2 separate regions of the Mus musculus genome follow, and region 2 is linked to region 1. Evidence: chromatin contacts called from ENCODE Hi-C or POLR2A ChIA-PET data. All regions are on one chromosome and are shown on one strand. The core of a region is the stretch at or near the end of the contact, and the rest is flanking DNA. Distances in the headings are between cores, read along the strand shown. Region 1 overlaps Cradd (CASP2 and RIPK1 domain containing adaptor with death domain). Region 2 overlaps Cradd (CASP2 and RIPK1 domain containing adaptor with death domain).

Evidence for each region. Hi-C counts contacts between places; a loop is a spot of excess contacts on that map. ChIA-PET counts read pairs that join two places held with the same protein, here RNA polymerase II (POLR2A).
Region 2: a loop to region 1 is called in a map of heart, with 2.4 times the contacts of the local background. The contact joins two enhancer-like sites. A Hi-C loop is called at or near these places in 6 of 37 maps with a recorded cell type or tissue (CH12.LX, gastrocnemius, heart and 1 more). POLR2A ChIA-PET finds 5 or more read pairs at or near these places in 3 of 5 experiments (all embryonic stem cell).

What each region holds. Positions count from the first base shown.
Region 1 is chr10:95,263,549-95,266,321 of GRCm38, forward strand. The region is part of intron 2 of Cradd (CASP2 and RIPK1 domain containing adaptor with death domain); the gene reads right to left. Among named protein-coding and RNA genes, the nearest start is that of Cradd, 59 kb to the right of the region's middle. Within about 2 kb of position 1,322, at least 3 of the 3 ENCODE cell types and tissues checked have a DNase peak (open chromatin) inside an H3K27ac peak, as active enhancers do; they include gastrocnemius and heart, where a contact is called at or near this core.
Region 2 is chr10:95,296,343-95,299,227 of GRCm38, forward strand. All of the region lies in intron 2 of Cradd (CASP2 and RIPK1 domain containing adaptor with death domain), which reads right to left. Among named protein-coding and RNA genes, the nearest start is that of Cradd, 26 kb to the right of the region's middle. Within about 2 kb of position 1,622, at least 2 of the 3 ENCODE cell types and tissues checked have a DNase peak (open chromatin) inside an H3K27ac peak, as active enhancers do; they include gastrocnemius and heart, where a contact is called at or near this core.

The DNA.
Region 1 (2,773 bases), core at 72-2,571:
CATGAGCACCAGGCCAATGAGAGACCCTGTATCAAAGAAGGTAGCAACTGTTCAGAAGTTGTCCTCTGGAGCACACATTAGTAATAGTAATAATAATAATAATAATAATAATAATAGGAGGAGGAGAGCTGGAGAGATGGCTCCATTGTTAAAAGCACTGGCTGTTTTTTCAGAGGAAACAGGTTCAATTCCCAGCATCCATATAGCAGTTAACAAGTATCTATAACTCCAATTCCAGGGGATCTGACACCTTCACACAGACATACATGCAGGTCAAATACCAAAGCACATAAAAAAAAATAATAAATATTAAGTGTCAAATCATTTAAAATGTTAAAATATTACAATATAACATTTCATTACATAACCTCAAAGCACTACCTAGAAACCAAAGATTGTTCCCAATAATTCATAGCACACACAGCCTGGACTGGAACCTAAATGTGAACACAATAGAAAGCTCATTTTTATCATGATTTTCAAATACATCCACACCAATTAAAAATATGCGGAAAAGAGTAATTTTAGCCTTTCATTGTTTAAAGAACAGTTTCTCAGAGAATTCCAGTTAGTGTTCGAAACAACAGTGCAATCATTAGAGTTTTCCAGCGATGGAATTGTGTGCAATCACAACCACAGCAATCAGAAACAGCCAGATTGCTAGAATGTCATAGGGGGGGGGGGGATGACAAGAGGACAACACTCTGGTCCACCTCTAGGATTCTGTAGAATAGTTCTGTAACTCAGTAACAGAATGCTGGGTTTATCGGAGTTCCGGTTCTGTTTCTACTATTAAAGGGCCACGTGAACTCACTCCATCTTAGTTCTCAACCCTATTTTCAGGGCAGCATGGATTATCCCCATTGCGTGAGTCTAAACAGGAATAGCATACAGTCTTTAAAATTTTTAAGGGCAGGCTTTTGTCTACAGGACGCCTTTGCAGAAGCGAGGTTTGAGTGAGGCTTCAGGTCCATGGCGGGAGAGGAGACGCTGGAGAGGCCAGGCCGGCTGTTGGTCATAGGGCTGATAGGGCCCAACACACACCAGTGCTAACACCTGGCTGCAAGCACGGAACCAAAACTCATCTCACACACTAAAACCCCCAGCAAGCTAGTACTGCTGTCTGGGCAAAGCTCTGCGGAGGCCGCTGGAAGAAAGGCGAGTTTCCCGGTATTCCCGAAGCAGTGCCAGTGTTTGTGCAAAGCTCACGTTTCACTCCGGCTTGGGATGGAATGGAGTTTGTTTCCTCAACAGAGTCGAGTTGCCCTGGTTTTGATGGGGTGAGGGCATGTCGATCGCTTCACGGGGTTGCCTTTCCTAATTGCACACAGGCAAACACTCACTCTTCGAAGGGTGCTGTCACCCTCGCGGTGGCAGTGGCGGTGGCGGTGGCGGCGGGGAAAGTCTGCACCCTGGAGCGGGGACGCTGCCTCCGGCTGCAGCCCCCTTAGTCTTAGCCTTATCGCGGCACACACCAGTTCCTAGAGAAGAGATTCCGAGAAAAAACCCCGGGTTCCCTAGAAACATTAAATTAACACAAGGGATCTGGAAACGAAACAGCAGATGCCTGAAAGCCTTCCCCCTTGCTGGTTTCCTGCCTTCTCGGAAAATCTTTGCGTTAAAATAGATTGGATTACCCGACTCGGCCAGATGCAGCTCTAGACCTGCTGAAAGTGCACAGGAAAGCAAGCCGTGTGCCATCTTTTAGAAAGATTTTTTTTTCTTTCCCAGGTGGTAGAAAACTGCCTTCGGGTTGTTGGTATTAGCAAGGACTGGAGGCTGAGTTGCTTGAGTCCCGATAGAAACTTTCCCCAACTCCGACTTGCAAATCTGATAACCCGAGAATGCAACAGAGTAGGGTAAGCGCAAGACTTGCCTTAGTTCCGAGCCTAGGAATAGGATGCCTCGTCCCCTTTTTACTAAGAAGAAAATGTCTGTTTTATTCTGGAATCTACCTTGACCAAAACTATGAAACCAGAATAAAGCTAACAGCATTTCCTGGGAGTCACAGAGGTTGAAGGCATTCTGTCAGGCTTCTCATCAGAATCTCAGAAAATAACTATCTCAGAAAGTAACAAACTAACCCCCCAGGAACCCTGTCTGCATCATCTCGTACTCTCTAAATTCAAGCTACAACTGATAACCACACATCTGAAAAGCAGTCAGCCGTGGGCGCCTAAGTATATTCCATTTCTGAGGCATCTTCCACACACAAATTATTTTTGGTAGCTGAGAATCAGATGCAAAGCTTCCTATGAGCCTTAAGAATTTTAAAGAAGAAATACAGTTTTGACTGTAGCTTCCTTCCTTGATACATTTCACTGGTTTCTTTTGGTAATCCTTACAGAGGGGCTCAAGATCCTTAGGCTCTGTTTTTAACACCGGCCCTTGTTTCTAGTGAATCAGATCATAACCTGTAGTTATAAAAGGATTCTGTGCTTAGCCTGGGCTTGGGTGCTCTGGGTGGAGGAACACATTTCAAAATCCTCTAAACAAAAAGACATGTCTTTGCCTACGCATAAGAACAACAGAACCTATTGTAAAACCCTCAGGCGGACAAAATTACCTCCCCAGAAGCCGCTCTGGGTACTCCTGCATAGAGTATGGAGGAAAAGACAAAGGACAGTTTCATATGGACTTCCCCTCTTCCAACTTTACCGCAGGCCTCAAGAAAGGCAAGGAGGACTCTAAACTGTTTATAAGAAAGCAAAGAAAAATGTTGTAAGGATTACTTGGCTAGCAGGCCACAGGCAAAGCTGGAAGCAGCAGACAG
Region 2 (2,885 bases), core at 372-2,871, 33 kb after region 1:
ATTATTTCATTAGCAGCAATAACAAAAAAAACATAACAAAAGAAGCCAGAATGTCAACACTTGGGCCGCTGGAGGTTGCTTTCTATTGCATTTTTAAAAGGGTAAATAAATAAATCTTCCCGAATTGAGAGAAAAGAAAATTACCCTTTGATGAGGATGGTTAATGAAATGTGAAGTATTTCCTCCCCATAAAACCACGCTGGACGCAGGGATGCATATTCCATCTCCCATCACACTTCCAAAACAGGCAGCAAGCAAGGGATACTGCAGGGCATCACCAGAGAAGACGACTCAGACATGGATTTGAGCCAATAGGAAGTCTTTATTAGCCGGCTGGCGACTACATTGGGTGTTTGGGATCCCACAAAGCCCCAAGCCTTTCTCAGGGCAAGATTATAAGCACAAAAAACATATGCTAGGTTGACATACTTCAGTTAACAATAACAGTTAGCCAGAAGAGGAACTACAGGAGCCAAAAAGCCAGGTTAGTGCATTTAGAGACTTTCCCAGAACTGTGGACTTTGATGGATTAGGTCTTTGTTTTCACTTTGGCTGATGGTGCTGTCTTCTATGCACTGAGTTTCAAGGCCTAAATGGTACTTCTATCATAGAGTCAGCTGTGCTGAGGTCTGGGAGCCTGTTTACAGTGGCAGTTTCACTGTGTGGTTCTGACCATCAATAAATGGGAATTAAACAAGAATTTAAGAAGAGAGGCAAGGACGTAAACCTCGTCTTTCGGTTTATACGAGAGAATCAGCAGCTCCCAGCTCGAGCCCTTATTGACATCTTAAATTCAAAAGGAAAGGAAGGCATTCAGGCTGACAGCAAAAGCACATCTGGCTCAATGTCAAACCACATGATCCTGAGTTTCCTGCGCTTCCGAAAGGCCAAGAAAGTCAAACCCTGATTTTTCTAAAGCAAAACCACAGCTGAGGCTGGGATGTGGCTCAGTATGGTGTGTTAGCTGAGGCTCGGATGCGGCTCAGTATGGTGTGTTAGCTGCCTCGGTGATGGTATGTGTTTGCCTAGCATGTTCAAGGCCCTTGGTTCTTATCAGGGCACAGAAACCTTATCGTCATCACCTCAAAAGGTTCTGCCTCAGAAAAGACCCTTTGTCAATACACACACATAAAAGAAATCTATATAGGAATCTGTTAAGAATGTTCCCAGAAGAATCCAAAACATACCAAAAAATTAATCATTTTACCATAAAATTATTTAATTTAATTACTTTTTCAATTTCAAGAACTATTATGACTATCTGGTCCATTACTGCACATGTTCAACAATTATTGATGGCTTCTTTGGCCAGGGAATTATCCTAATGCAGCATGAACCAGGCAGCTGAGGCAAACCTTTCTGGGGAGCCTGCAGTCTGGGGAGGGTTAGCTCGCCAGTCTAGTCACAGCCAAGGATAGCCAAGTCATATGGTATTACACGCTGTGGCAGCAGCAGCAGCCTGAGGTGGCATAAGGGAAAGTGACTTGGGGGAGGGAGCTGATACAGTAGCCTCACTGGAGAGGTGTCGCAGCAAGATACAAGATGGGGCTAATTAGCAGAGGAGAACATGAGATAGTGTGAGCAAGCAGGTAGGCAAGACCACAGGGAGGCACAGACTCGGCAACTGGAACAGCACGGAGCCTACGTGGCTGGTGGCCAGGCAGAGGAAGGGAAACTGATAGCTGACACTCAGATTAGCAGCAGGAGCTGGGGCGAACTGTTCCTCCAGTGTCACGAGGGGCCACCGAAGTGGATCTGCTTTGTAAATTCTGCTTGCTATGTAGACAATTGTTGGTAGAAAGCACATATGCAACCTATTCCACGAACCCAGATGAGTAATGAGACAGGGCAGACTTCAGAAGGATCCCTGGGGGCATAGACACGCCACTTAGGACAGAGAGGGCTCCCTGGGGCAGTGGGCACTGCCACTGAGGACAGAGAAGGCTCCCCGGGACAGTGAAGACTGCCACTGAGGACAGAGAGGGCTCCCTGGGGCAGCAGGCACTGCTACTGAGGACAGGTGTAGCAATGGAAGAAGACGGGATGTGTCCATCTGAGGTTTGGGGCGACAACAATTCAGTGACTGGCAGGGCATGCTCTGCTGAAAAGCAGCAGCTATGAGGGATTTAGGGAAGGGAAAAGGGGAATCAAGAGTCTTGCTTGGCTTAGCGCCTCCATTCAGAGATGAGGGAGGGATGCTCTGAGCATGTTTGTGATGTGATCGAAACAGCACAGCTGGATGGCTAGAGAAATGGAATTAGAACCTGACTCTCTACTTCCTGATCCAGAAACCTTCACTAAAAAAAAAAAAAAAAAAAAAAAAAAAAAACGTTAAAGCAAGACTTCCCTTCCAGTGACGTCACTTCCAGTGTGGTCTCCTTATTCACATGAGCAATTCCAACTAATTTCATGACAAACGACCATGTTACAAATCAAGGGGACTTGAAAGATGAAGGTGCACAGAATGACACACAGAGATGCACACACACACACATATACGTACACTGGATCCTAGTGACATCTCTTGCCATGCTGCACCAAATCAGTTTCCAGCTTAGTGAACAATGCACCGTGGTCACTGATGGTGTTACCCTTGGGAAGCTGAGCAGAGTACTGGGAACTCTGCATTACTGCTTCCTGTCTTAATCACTTAAGAGTAACAACAGGGGGCGCGGAGAGATGGCTCAGTGGTTGCAAGCACTTGTTGCTCTCTCAGGGGACCTGGGCTCTGTTCCCAGCACTCAGATGGTGGCCCATAACCGTCCCTCACTCCAGGTCCAGGAGATGTGACACCCTCTTCTAAATTCCTCGGGCACGGGGCAGACACGTGGTGCGCATACATAACGTCAGGGAAAACACTCATATACTGGAAATAAAAGCAACTC